Linked DNA regions of Mus musculus: all the other regions are linked to region 2. A link is a contact called in ENCODE Hi-C or POLR2A ChIA-PET data. All regions are on one chromosome and are shown on one strand. The core of a region is the stretch at or near the end of the contact, and the rest is flanking DNA. Distances in the headings are between cores, read along the strand shown. Region 1 holds the start of Ppp6r2 (protein phosphatase 6, regulatory subunit 2). Region 2 holds the start of Sco2 (SCO2 cytochrome c oxidase assembly protein). Region 3 holds the start of Plxnb2 (plexin B2).

Region 1 (4,117 bases), core at 262-2,761, 160 kb before region 2:
GTGTAAAGGTCAGGGCCAGGCTTGCACCTGCTCGCTGTTGCGGTAATGGGACTAGTGGGTCATCCCCTGTGTTTGGTATCTCCGCACAAGCCCCAGTTCTGCAGCACATTCGGCTTCTGTATTCAGGGTATCACTTCAGTCAGGATGGCCTGGGAAAAGCTGTGCTGCAAGAGACCACACCGCGAACCCAGGCGCCTCCAATTTTGCTTTCCAAACCGGGGAAGAAAACAAAACAAAAAAAATCGATTTCCTTTCCTCCAACAGTGTCTCTTTGGCGCCCTCTGCTGAGAAAAGGGGGAAACACAGCAGCACCACTTCAAAGAAAAAAAAAATCTTGGAAGGGCCCAGAAATGTCTCCCCCTTAGACATTTTTACACTCTGTAGTCCTAGCTGACCCGGAACTCGCTGAGTAGAGTAGAGTAGGCGAGTCTCGAACTGGCAGAGATCCCCCCTGCCTCTGGTATTAAAGATGTGCGCCAGTATGTTTTGCTTGCCTGAAACTCCTCCTGCTTTGGTCTCCCAAGTGCAACCACCCACGCCGGCTTATACTTTCGCACAGCGGTAGTGAACTTGCCACTGAGAGTGAGTGAGTTCATAGCTAGCATGTGTTGACACATTCCTTACATGTTTCTTTTTTTTTTTTTTTGATATTTTCCCATGGCTCACACTGCCACCGGAAATCAGTCTCATTTTAGAGATTAATTTAATTTGAACTCATTTCAACCCATGTTAGATGGCCACGTATGTGACGTACACAAGCCCTGGACAACAAGGATCGGTATCCAAGAAAAGAAAAAAAAAAAACAAAACAAAACGAAACTAAACAACAAAACAAAACAAAACAAAACGGCTTTGATCTCAACACAGAGGCAGAGGCAGAGAGACAGGAGAATCTCTTGTGAGTTCGAGGCCAGCCTGGTGTACAAAGCAAGTCCGGGACAGCCAGGGCTCTGTTACACTGAGAAACCCTATCTCGAAAAACCAAAAAAAAAAAAAAAAAAAAAAAAAAAGGTAAAAAGGGCTAGCTCAGCGGTTAAGAGCACTGACTGCTCTTCCAAAGGTCCTGAGTTCAAATCCCAGCCACCACATGATGGCTCACAGCCATCCGCAGTGAAATCTGATGCCCTCTTCTGGTGCATCTGAAGACAGCTACAGTGTACTTACATTAAATAAATAAATAAATAAGGAAAAAAAAAACCAAAAAAACAAACAAACCAAGTAGATCAGCGGACAGTCCAGTTCAGAAACAGGACGTAGCGGAGACGAGCGCGCGCACCGCTCTGGGGACTTGAAGGTGCCCAGAGGATTTATTTAGCACAGCCAGCTCGATCACGGGGACGCCTCAGGACGTTCCCCCAGCGCGACTCCACCAGACAGACCCTGGACCGCGGCCGCCACTCTGTGCCTCCTCCGGTGGCCCCGCCCCCGGGGCGCGCCCCCGCCCCTCCCCCGTCCGCGCGCTCGCCCGCCGGCCCGCTCGCTCGCTCGCGCGCGCCCCCGCCGCCGCCGCCGCCATTTTGGAGCGATCTCGCCCGCGGCCCCGAGCCGGTCCCGAGCGGGTCCCGAGCCTCCCGCCGGCTGCGCCCGAGTCCGAAGGCGCCGCGCCGCGGGGTCGGGCCCATGTGCGTGCGGCCCGCTCCAGGCCGTCCGCACTTCACCTCTGCGAGCGTCCTGGCCTCGCTTGGGCCTCCCTCGGAGGAGGAGTCGCTGCGACCCCCAGCCTGCTGGGCAGGTGAGTGCGGCCGCGCGCCCACCGCTTCCTGCGGCCCGGGGACAGGAGGGACACCCCCACCCCCCACCGCCTTCGGGCCGTCAGCGTCCTGCTGTCACTCAGCTTGTGCGGTCAGCGCCCTGTCAGTAGAGCAGCGCCTTTGTCACCCTGCGCTTCGTCAGGGGGTCAGCGCCTCCATCAGTCTGCTTCCCGGTCAGCCAGCACTCTCCACTGCCGTCATTCATTCATCCATCCATCCATCCATCCATCCATCCCTTCCCTTCCCTCAGCGCTCACCCTTCTTGACAGTCAACATCCCTTTTAGCTACTATCCCAGCTCCTGGCCTGTCAGTGGTCAGTTTTTCCCCACTCTCAGAATTAGTCTCAGCCTCTTAGTGGCCGCCTGGTTCTCTCCCTCCCAGTTGTCCACCTCTGCTCCTATCAAGGTCCCTCACCTCTGTCGGTGGCTGTAGAGGTGGGGCGGACCTTGGATACAGGGCCTGGGGAGTTGTCAGTGTTCCCTATCTCATCTTTGGGTTTTTTTTTTTTTTCCACCCTCCTCATCAGGGGCCCCGCTGGTGGTGACCTTTCCACCTATCAAGCGTTCCCTCCCCGCTCGCTCATCTCCTCCTACCAGTGCCCACTGCCAAGCGCTCGCTTTGTTATTGTCCTTTATTTCCATCCCATTCCTCTTCCGGGTCGTTCCCCAGTTGTCATCATCACCCACTGTCTTTCTCCCACTCCCCCCCCCCCCCCATCATCTTTTGCTTCTCCCATGCGCCTCTTCTTTCTGGAACTTCTTCACCTGCTACTTTGTATCCTCACAGCTGACTACTCACTTAGTGAAGGCTGTTTCCAATCTATTACGGAGCTCTTGCTGTTCGCTATCAGCTCTCAGTCCAGTCACTTTCCCCAATTCTCGCTTTCTGCTGTAGCCCCTCCCCGCAATTTGTCACCATCCTCAACCATGTCCCTAGGCCTTATTCCAGACAGGTTTTCAGGTTTTCACTGACACCTTCATCTGTGTCCTACCTGACAATGCTGCTTGCTGGCTTCTTACCATCTCATTCCATTCCCTATCCCCCCCCCCCCCTTTCCGGGACTGTTTTACTGTGTAGCCATAGATGTCCTGGAACTCTGGCCTTAAACTCCATAGAGATCCGCCTGCCTCTGCCTCCCTAGTGCTGGTATCAAAGGCGAGGGCTACTGTCACCCAGCTTCAGTCCTCATTCTTATCTCTTCACGCCTCTCTCCCTTTCTGTTTTTCTGAGACAGGGTCTTGCTATGGAGTCTTGGCTATCTATGTAGAGCAAGCTGGACTGAAACTCAGAGATTTGCCTACCTTTGCCTGGGATTAAAAGTTTTCCCAACCAAGTCTGATGTGTTCATCTCTTGATGTTCTTATGTTCTGGGTCAGCCCTTTGACCTCTCTGGTTCTCATGTGAGCTAAATAAGCTCTTGGAGGCAAAAAAGAGGCTATCGCCGGGCAGTGGTGGCGCACGCCTTTAATCCCAGCACTTGGGAGGCAGAGGCAGGCGGATTTCTGAGTTCGAGGCCAGCCTGGTCTACAAAGTGAGTTCCAGGACAGCCAGAGCTATACAGAGAAACCCTGTCTCGAAAAACAAACAAACAAACAAACAAAAAAAAAAAAAAAAAAAAAAAAAGAGGCTATCTTTTGTTTGTTTTTTTTCTAGACAGGGTTTCTTTGCGTAGTCCTGGCTGTCCTAGAACTAGCTCTGTAGACCTAGACCAGGCTGGCCTCAGACTCACAGAGATCCACCTGGCCTCTGCCTCCCAACTGATGGGATTAAAGTATGCTACCATTGCCCAGTAAGAAATTAGCTTTAAGGAGGAGGGTGGGAGAGCAGGCCAGAGCCTTTCAACACGGACATCGGGAGGAGATGGAAAGGGCCCAGATCTCTTGCAGGAACTAGATAATATTGGTGTGTCTAGGTTGGCTGAGAATGTTTGTCTTCTAGTCAGCCTTACAGCTTGAGGGGGGTGGGGGGTGAGGGGGGTGGTTCTAGGCTGGAGATTGAGTTGTGGGGCATTATGACTATCTGGATAGGAGGGGGTGTTGTGGTTCAAACCTCAGTAGTTAATTTAGGGAGGTATTTTGGAGGAAAAGCTGTTGAAGCTTCTTAGAGCCGTAAGTAACAATTGAAGAGGGGTATGAGAGAGTGAGAGAGCTCAGAGAGAGTCCCAGACTTCTCGGTAGAAGTGAAATGGCTGGGTAGTAGCATCGTCTAATTAAATGGAGAAGCTGGGTTGAGGCAGTGATAGATATGAGGGAATGGTTACATGTTAGAGAGAGCAAGCAAGGTTTTCCTTCGGCTGAGACTAGTGGGAAACTTCTAAGAAGCCCAGGGGCCATTAGGGAGAATGTATCTAACCGACAGATGTGAA
Region 2 (4,119 bases), core at 1,337-3,836:
CCACAGGCTAATGACTACACAGTGGAGATCACTCAGCAGCCAGGACTGGAGGCAGCTGTGGACACAATGTCTCTGAGACTGCTCACACACCAGCGAGCCCACACCCGCTTCCAGACCTATGCTGCACCATCCATGGCCCAGCCTTGAGTGGACAGCACTGAGGCAGGGGTGGAAAGTAGTATATACCTGGAGGTCTTTGCCCCTAATGTGCTATGGGGCCATTCACTCCAGTGCTGCCTCCTGGCTGGCCTAGCCTAATAAAGTGTTGCTACCCCACCTGTTCACCGGACAGACTATTTAAATGAGCTGCTGGTACAGAGCACATGCACAGATTAAGTACATCCATTTAATGACAGGGCCTAGGCAATAGGTATAGTTCAGGGCAAGACACTGTGGAAGGCAGCTATGTGCCGACGTATACTCTCTACGATCTGCTCTGCTGACCTGCTGCGACCATAGTAATCGGTGAAAAGACCATCAGGGTTGAGCAGATAGATGGCAATGGAGTGGTCCACAATGTAGTCCTGGTCCTCATCCTTAGGCCCAGCGCTGTAGTATACGCGGTAGTTGCGACTAGCATGGGCCACCTGTTCTGTAGAACCGGTCAGACCTAACAGTCTTGGGTGGAATTCTTGCACATAGCGGGCCATGGCTGCCACGTCATCTCGTTCTGGGTCCACAGTGATGAAGACAGGCTGCACCAGGGGCAGGTCAGGCTCCGCCTCTAGCTTCCGCACCACCTGCACTAGCTTTTCCAGCTCATCGGGGCAAATATCAGGGCAGTGAGTAAAACCGAAGTACATCAGCACCCACTGGCCTCGGAAGTCGGCTTTGCATCGAGGCTGGCCTTTGTGGTCTAGTAGGCTGAAGTCACCCTGGCCCACAGCAGCCTGGCGCAGGGCCTCTGTACGCTGCTGTTGGCGCCACTGTTCCTTCTCAGCCCTCGCGGCCAGCCAGGCCCAGCCTAGCCCAGCCCCAAACAGGGCTGTGATCAGCAGTCTAGTTCTTAGCCCAGGGCCTTGGCGCTGGCCCTGCCCTGCCCAGTGTCGGGAATTTCTATGCAGAGTTTCACCTCCTGAGATCCTGAGGAGGGGTTTGAACTGAGAGAGCTTGGGCCAAGCTTTGGGCCCTAGAGCCAGTAGCATCGTGGACCTGAAGCTCCTGGAAAAGAACAAAGGTGGCAAAAGTCAGAAAAGAATGGACAAGATGTCTAGGCCTCCGCTGCTGGACAAGCATCTGCCCCACATTCAAGCAGGTTATCTAGCTGCCTGCACCGGCTCGTCTCAACTCAGAACTGCTCTGCCGTAAGCTGCATGCAGTCCAGGCAACACCAAAAGTCCATAGCTGGTTTGCTCTAACCTACGTCTTTAACCAGGGAGTCTCAGCCTCATGACCCCAACCTCTGGAGAACCCACGCCACAACTGCCAAGCCTCCCTGTGGATTCTTGGAAGCACCGCGAATATGCTTTGCCTGGGCACTGGGATGCATGTGTCTATTTACAATAAATTGTTCTTTATAGGGAGGCTGTTGATCCTCTGGCTGACCACCTTTAAGAGGTGATCCTTTCTAGCTTTAGGGTCACTTCAGGGTAATCTGGGGCTCAGCAGAAAACAAGTGCCTCCAGCTTGTTTTCTGTAATGTAACACAGCTCAGCCCACTGTGCCTTGAACTGTCTGACCTTCACCTTCCTGGGCAGGCAGACTCCTCTGCACTTAACTGGATGCCGTACCCTGCCCCTCTGCAGTCCCTCAGCCCTGCCATCTCCCTTCATCCTCCCCCCCCCCCCTCTCCCCAGGGAAGGTTGTTACAACTAGCATTTAGAGCCACTGGCATCCAGCCTACTGGGCTCCCCCAGTATGTTGCCCCCGTGTGGCTACAACCTGGATCTCTTATGAGATGGAGGATACGTCCAGGGCACCATCAGCCCTGAGCTAGGACCAGTCCGAGAAGATGGGACTGGCAAATATTCCCAATATGTCCATTTTCTGGGCCTCAGAAGGTCTCTAGCTCATGTGATAAGCTAGATGAAGCAGTAGCAGCAGAGTATGAGGCCACATGTTAACAGCGTCCTCACCCAGTCCCACCCCTTGGGGGAGGACTTGCCCAACTGAACTCACCTGGCTGAGCTGGGTTCGAGACTTAGGGCTGTGCGATGGTCGGTGGGAGGACAAGTTCAGCGAAGGGTGAAGGGACCTTGAAGGGTGCTCGATCTGATAGCACGAGCGCCCCCTGGAGAGTGCGTCGCTGCTGACTGCTGAGCGCAGGGCCGTCTAGGTGCACGCGGAGCCAGGGTGTCCCTGCGCGAGCGACAGAGGCGGTTACCTAGGTCACAGCGGGCGACCGGAAGGGTTGTTTATGGATTCCAGACAGCGCTTACCTCGGGACAAACACTGGCCCACGTCGACCAGTACCTCGGCACCCACTCCCGGTCTGATCGGCTGCCCCGCTCGGCTGCGTCCGGCTCCGAGGTCGTGCAGCACACGGGCCAGCGGCAGCGCTCGGACGCACTCAACAATGCCTAAGGGAGAGGGTGGACACTGAGAACCTACTGGAGGCACGTGCCAGGACCAGGAAAGATCGGGAGAGGAAGTGGGTGGGATCTGGTGCCGTTGATATCCGGTCTCACCGTCTGCCGGTGCGAGCAGCTCCTCTTGCTCTCGGGCGTGAGGCAGCAGCTGCCGGCGTTGCGTGGGGCTCCCGGAGCACAATGCTTTAGCTAGGCCGGGGTCCACGCCCTGCGCCGAAAGCATCAGCTGGAAGCGGCGCCGCGCGGAGCCGTCATCCAACGCCGCGGCCACTCGGGCGGCGCCTTGGTCTTGTGTTTCCGCCTGTCCGCTAATCCAAAGAATGGCGCCTCCTGCTGGCGGGCGGGGTGGAGCTCAGAAGCTGCAGGGATTGAGAGCTCCTGGCATACAAACTGGTGGTCTTAACTCCAGCCCTCTCACCTAGCCTAATGACCAGGTCCCGCAGATCCGGCGGCCCCGCACCATCCAGGCAAAGCAACGCTTCTTCCACCTCCAGGGTATGGCCCACGCTGCGGCCCAGAGGGTTATCCATGGCGGTCAGGGCTGCGGCGACCTTCAGCCCCAGGCTCACTCCCACTCTAACCTGGGGAGGCATTATTCAGTATCCGGCATTATCAAATCCCATACCTGCTGTCCCTGGGTTAAGGTGTCAGTAAAGGCTTAGGTTAGAGATCAGAAACCAACACTGCCAGGCCTCAGAGGGGATGGGGGTGTTCTGGTTGGTTGCCCTAAGTGGCGGGGGTTCTGTGGAGGATTTCCCCAGGTCCGCAGTCAGGACAGCTTTGATTGGATAGGGTAGGAGGGCTGGAAAGAGGAATTGCCGTTTTATTCTTCCAGGACTGTTGAGTGGGCAGAGGCAGGGATAGGACGGAATGTGAGGCTCATGTCCCTTCATAGAAAGGGCACTGTGGCCTAGCACGGCTCACCAACATCTTTGCCAGTTCTCGGGCCTTCTCCTGGTCTGGGAAGACTGCAGCTCCCCCAAACTTAACATCTACCACCAGAGTGGACAGTCCCTCCACGGCCTTCTTACTGAGGATTGAAGCTGCGAAGACCAGAAACATCATCCCAGGGTATACTTGGGCACAGGAAGAGTTGCCTCTCTGAGAAAAGCGGCAGTGCCTAGCGGACTGTCTGTCAGTCAGGGTACCCCGTTTCAGGTCACCTGTAATGAGTGGGACACTGTCCACAGTGGCTGTCACATCTCGTGCAGCATACAGGATCCCATCAGCAGGAACCAGCTTTGCACTCTGGCCGACAATGCAGCAGCCGACTTCCTCAAGGATGTGCAGCATCTGCTCAGACACCTTCATTAACTTCTAGGGACGGACCCACCCACTGGCCCTGACCACTGACCCAACAGAAGTTCAAAACATGGCCAGCGAGAGTCAGTATGGTTCTGATGGCTAACCTACCAAGGATCCCGATTAGTTATGACAGACACATTAATGCGTACCAGCTAATCAGTGGCTTCTCCCTGTTCCCAAGTAACGATCCCGATCAAAGTTCTCTCGATGACTCCAGGCCTATTTACAACCAATGACCTTTTGAATAGTCAATGTTCTCTCTCATTAGTGACCCAGATAAATAACC
Region 3 (4,137 bases), core at 364-2,863, 190 kb before region 2:
GGCTGCTTCAGCCTCCCCTTCTGCTTCAGCCTGCTCTTTGGGTAGCTGGACTCGCTGGACTCGGCTGGATAATCCAAAATAATTCCTCCTTGGCAGGCAGCCCGTGGGGGAGGGGGGAACTCACATTCCAAACTCTTGTTTTTCTAAGTAACTTCCCTCAGATCCTGGGGCTAGAAACCTCTGGCCAGTCCTCAGGCCTCCCCACTTCCATGGGAGGGTGTGAGCGACTAGGTGGCCGAGGCTCTGTAGTCTACCTGGTGATTAGTCTTCTCGAGCAATTTCCATACAACACAATAAGGTTTGGCACATTCCACAAAACAACTCACGCGTTGGCTCTACCTTCCTAGGAACTTCACCTCCTGACCAAAGAGCAAGGACTCATGCTAGCGACAGTCCAACTTTCTGATGACATTCCCTATGTTCCAAGACAGCATCCGGGTGTGGGATCAGGCTGACAGCTCCCACCCTCTAGGTGTTTGTGAGCAGTCTGAGAAATTCAGCTTTAAAATCATCAATACAAATTGAAGAGAGACGTTAGAGGGGGGCACTCCCCAAGGCAAATGAGGGCCCCCGAGGGCCTCCGTTCATCAGAACGTGACACTGGCTTTGGGACCTGGCTTCAGCTACAGTTCTGACCACCACCACCATGGTGGCCATAATCCGATCTCCCTTCCTGCCTTCTCCAAGGAACTAGAAAAAGGAATTAAGTGACGTGGCCAGAAACTCTAGGATTCTTAGGCTCAGAAGACCCCAGATAGAAAGGACCCACCCACACACAAACCTGCCACACAGCAGGAAACAGAGGAAGCAATGAATCTCCCTTAAGAAGGTATATGGAAGTGAAGGACTGGACTGTGTAAAAGCACCCACAAGTTCTAAGCCCTCTGAATCCTAAGTGTCTCTCCAAACACCACAACAACGAACTACACTAGAAACTTGCGGAGATCTTGCCGGGAGGCGTGGGGCCTCACCAGGTACTACTACTGAGTGTTAGTTCTCTCTGGCTCTTGTTCCCTGTCCCAGAAGGTGTGGGCACTGCTTTGGTTGAGCACCCCTGTAAAAAGCCCCAGCAGAGCCCAGCGTCTGAGCAAGCTTAGCTTGAGAACTGGGGCCTGGAGGTCCAGCACGACAGAGATGACTTGCTCTGGTCCATCGATTCGGTAGGGACGCCGGCCGTGAAGGAGGGTTTGAAACTACACCGGGTCGGGTGCAGCTCCACCGGGTCGTGGGAACCCTGCCTGCCAGGACAGTCTCCCAGCATCCCAGCGCTGAGGGCCTCGTCGCCAATCGGGGAGGCAGGAACAGCCAGGCCCAGCCGATTGGAAAGACAGACAGACGCGGGGCAAAGACGCAGGCCCGCGTCGCCCTCCGCGCAGCGGCACTGCCCTAAGACCCCCGCGTCCGGGGGCGCAGGCCGAGGCCGAGTGGCGGAGACGGCGAAGCCTGGGCCTGCGCGACGCCCCCACAGTTCCCGTCCCCGAGTGCCGTACCTGCTCCTCCGCAGCCGTCGTTCGATGGCGCCGGGGCCGCGCTCTGCGTTGCGCTCCGGCCCGCGCGGCTGCCATGGAGACGGGCCTTTGTGTGGCCGAGGAGGGGCCGGAGCGCGCGGGAGCCGCCGGCCCCGCCCCCGCCAGGGGAGAAGGAGGGCGGGGAGGACAGGGGCGGGCGAGAGGGAGGGACGAGACTAAGGGGTAGAGGGTGGGAAGGAGGGGCGGCTGGCGTCCCTAGCGTACCCCGCGTTTCCCTCGGCTCAGAGCCACTTATGCACACCGCTTTGCTTGGAGATTCGCGCCCAGTAGCAATCCGCGCTCCCTGCCTGCTGCAGTCTCGTCTCCTGGCACCAGTTCCCCCGCACCTCCCACTGCCCCGTCATCAGAGGAGTTCGCTCAGGCTGGGCACAACCCCGGGAGTGCCCCAGGCCGAACTGAATGGCGCACGCGGCCCGGCACCAGTGGGTGGCTTCGCCTGGGCCAGATCGAGGCCTCAAGTGTCTTCTTGGAGATGGGCGGGGCGCAAGGAACCGCACCACCATTGGCAACAGGCGGGACCACGCGCTCATCCCGTTCCCGAGGGTGAGGGCTGCTGAACCTTGATTCTTTCTTCCAAATCCTAGCCGCTCTGTTCTCCTTATGGAATGTTCTACTCTCCTTCCCGGCCCCTTGGCCTTACCGACCCCCAAAATGTCTATAGGGTAGGACAGTACCGTAGGGTTCCTACTTCAGGCCTTGAAGTTGTGGTGGCGATCTCAGGACAAGGTTTGGAACTAGTCCCCAAACCCCAGCTCATTCATGTCTACCCTGGAATAGCTGTCTCTTCCACCCCAGATTTGCTCTCCTTTTTAAAACAAAAAAAACTAAAGATGTATTTATTTATTCATTTTATGTATGTGAGTACACTCTAGCTGTGAGCCTTCATGTGGTTGTTATGAATTGAATTCTTAGGATCTCTGCTCGCTCAGGCCCAAAGATTTATTATTATACATAAGTACACTGTATCGGTCTTCTGACACACCACAAGAGGGCGTCAGATCTCACTACGGGTGGTTGTGAGCCACCATGTGGTTGCTGGAATTTGAACTCGGGACCTGTGGAAGAGCAGTCTCTTACCCCCTGAGCCATCTCGCCAGCCTCCAGATTTGCCCTCCTTGAATACCGTCTGCCTACTTCCTCCTATTTCCTCTGGCATCTCTGTGGAGAGCCTTTTGGGGTGCCCGTGACTGACTGAGCCAGCTTGGAACAACATCTCCCCAGCTTTGGAGATCTGCCCCAATTCTTATGTCTTCCCCAACCTGAAAACTTCACAAATCTGAGGACTTCACTGTTTCTTTAAGGAAGTTGAACTTGCCCCATCTCAAGCAGCCAGGCTTGGTTGAATCACCTTCTCCCCTCCACCAGCAACCCCGCCCCCTCCCCCCACATACAAGAGACTCCAAAATATTCAGTGATTTCAACACTACGGCCCCCAACACACACACACAACTCTAAAATATCCAGTAACACAGCTGCAAACTTTGTATCAAAAATATTAAAAGACAAGTATTGTATAACAAAAAAAGATATTTTAATAACAAAGTTGTGGGAAGGCCAGTATTCTGAACTGAGTAGGGCTCAAAATAGAAAAGGCAGGAAGCTGGAGGGTAAAAGAGTCCTCCTGTCCTTCCGGTCTGTCCCTGGGGCTGGCTGCCTCATGACCTCCACCCAACCCTCTTAGATCCCCTGAATGCTGGCTCACTGCGCTCTCCCAACTGGCCACACAAGGGAGCTCTGGGAATCACAATCTCCAGGATTAGCTTCTCACTCTCCAGGCATCTAAACTGTAAGGGACCTCTGGGCTGGGGGGAGGGGAGCACCTCTTTGGAGCCATCTGTCTCGACATCCCTCCAGGCTCTGCCCTTGGCATGGATGGAAAGAGATGGGCTTGAGCCTACTTTGGACAGAAGCTCCACTAACTCAGCTGATCCCATCCTGGGAGAGAGAGAGTCGGAGAGGATGTAGCTGGTAGGAAGCCAGCAGGCAGGCGGTATACTCTACCAGTAACCAGGACAAGCCCCTCGAAGAAACTGGAACTTTGCTCATTCCTGTGTGTCAGCCTTGGGTTTGTGCCCTAAGCAGCACTGTTGTGTCTATAGCCTTCTACCTCCCCACCAGCCCCTCCTCTAAATCTGTCTGCTGATTCCCATGAAGAGTCCTAGGCTGATGGTGGCTGAGGTCCTTGGGGTGGTGTGGGGTGGGGCACCCTGAAGCCTACTGTGTGAAAGTCAAGTGAAAACTAGCACGAGAAACACACTGCAGTGATATTTGAGATGTGCATTTTACGGTGGAGCCATTAAGACGGAGGAGGCTTAGACCTGTCACTCGGATAGGAGGCTGGCACATGGAAGGCACAGTTCTGCAGACTCCAAATGGCTAGTCCCCACAGCCGGGGAGCTCCAGCTGTCACAGAGGATGGTGCCATGGTTCTGAAGATCCCTTAGAGACCAGGCTCTTAGTGGTGAGGCTGGCACCACTGTTCCAGGAGATGCTAATGCCATTCTTCCTAAGGACAAGGTCTCCATCTCAACCTGCCTTTGCTCAATTTTCTAACAGGTCACCTCCTTGGATACTGCATTAGACTGACCTAGATCACTGTGTAAATTCA

Evidence for each region. A loop is a pair of places that touch in the nucleus more often than their neighbours do. ChIA-PET counts read pairs that join two places held with the same protein, here RNA polymerase II (POLR2A).
Region 1: a loop to region 2 is called in a map of v-Abl transformed pro-B cells, with 3 times the contacts of the local background. The contact joins the promoter of Ppp6r2 here to the promoter of Sco2 in region 2. A Hi-C loop is called at or near these places in 1 of 37 maps with a recorded cell type or tissue (v-Abl transformed pro-B cells). POLR2A ChIA-PET finds 5 or more read pairs at or near these places in 2 of 5 experiments (Patski and embryonic stem cell).
Region 3: POLR2A ChIA-PET joins it to region 2 with 10 read pairs in Patski. The contact joins the promoter of Plxnb2 here to the promoter of Sco2 in region 2. POLR2A ChIA-PET finds 5 or more read pairs at or near these places in 2 of 5 experiments (Patski and embryonic stem cell).

What each region holds. Positions count from the first base shown.
Region 1 is chr15:89,210,048-89,214,164 of GRCm38, forward strand. Ppp6r2 (protein phosphatase 6, regulatory subunit 2) reads left to right here and starts at 1,512. Exons shown (of 25, transcript NM_026813.2): 1 at 1,512-1,732.
Region 2 is chr15:89,371,305-89,375,423 of GRCm38, forward strand. It overlaps Sco2 (SCO2 cytochrome c oxidase assembly protein), which reads right to left and starts at 2,587. Exons shown (of 3, transcript NM_001111288.2): 1 at 2,379-2,587; 2 at 2,119-2,298; 3 at 326-1,161. The coding sequence starts at 1,145. The coding sequence ends at 378. It overlaps Ncaph2 (non-SMC condensin II complex, subunit H2), which reads left to right. Exons shown (of 20, transcript NM_001115132.2): 20 at 7-1,546. The coding sequence ends at 147. Tymp (thymidine phosphorylase) reads right to left here. Exons shown (of 11, transcript NM_138302.2): 5 at 3,692-3,821; 6 at 3,453-3,571; 7 at 2,947-3,109; 8 at 2,628-2,858; 9 at 2,379-2,519; 10 at 2,119-2,298; 11 at 327-1,161. The coding sequence ends at 2,141.
Region 3 is chr15:89,179,175-89,183,311 of GRCm38, forward strand. Plxnb2 (plexin B2) reads right to left here and starts at 1,614. Exons shown (of 38, transcript NM_138749.3): 1 at 1,491-1,614. It overlaps Dennd6b (DENN/MADD domain containing 6B), which reads right to left. Exons shown (of 20, transcript NM_027081.3): 20 at 3,039-4,137.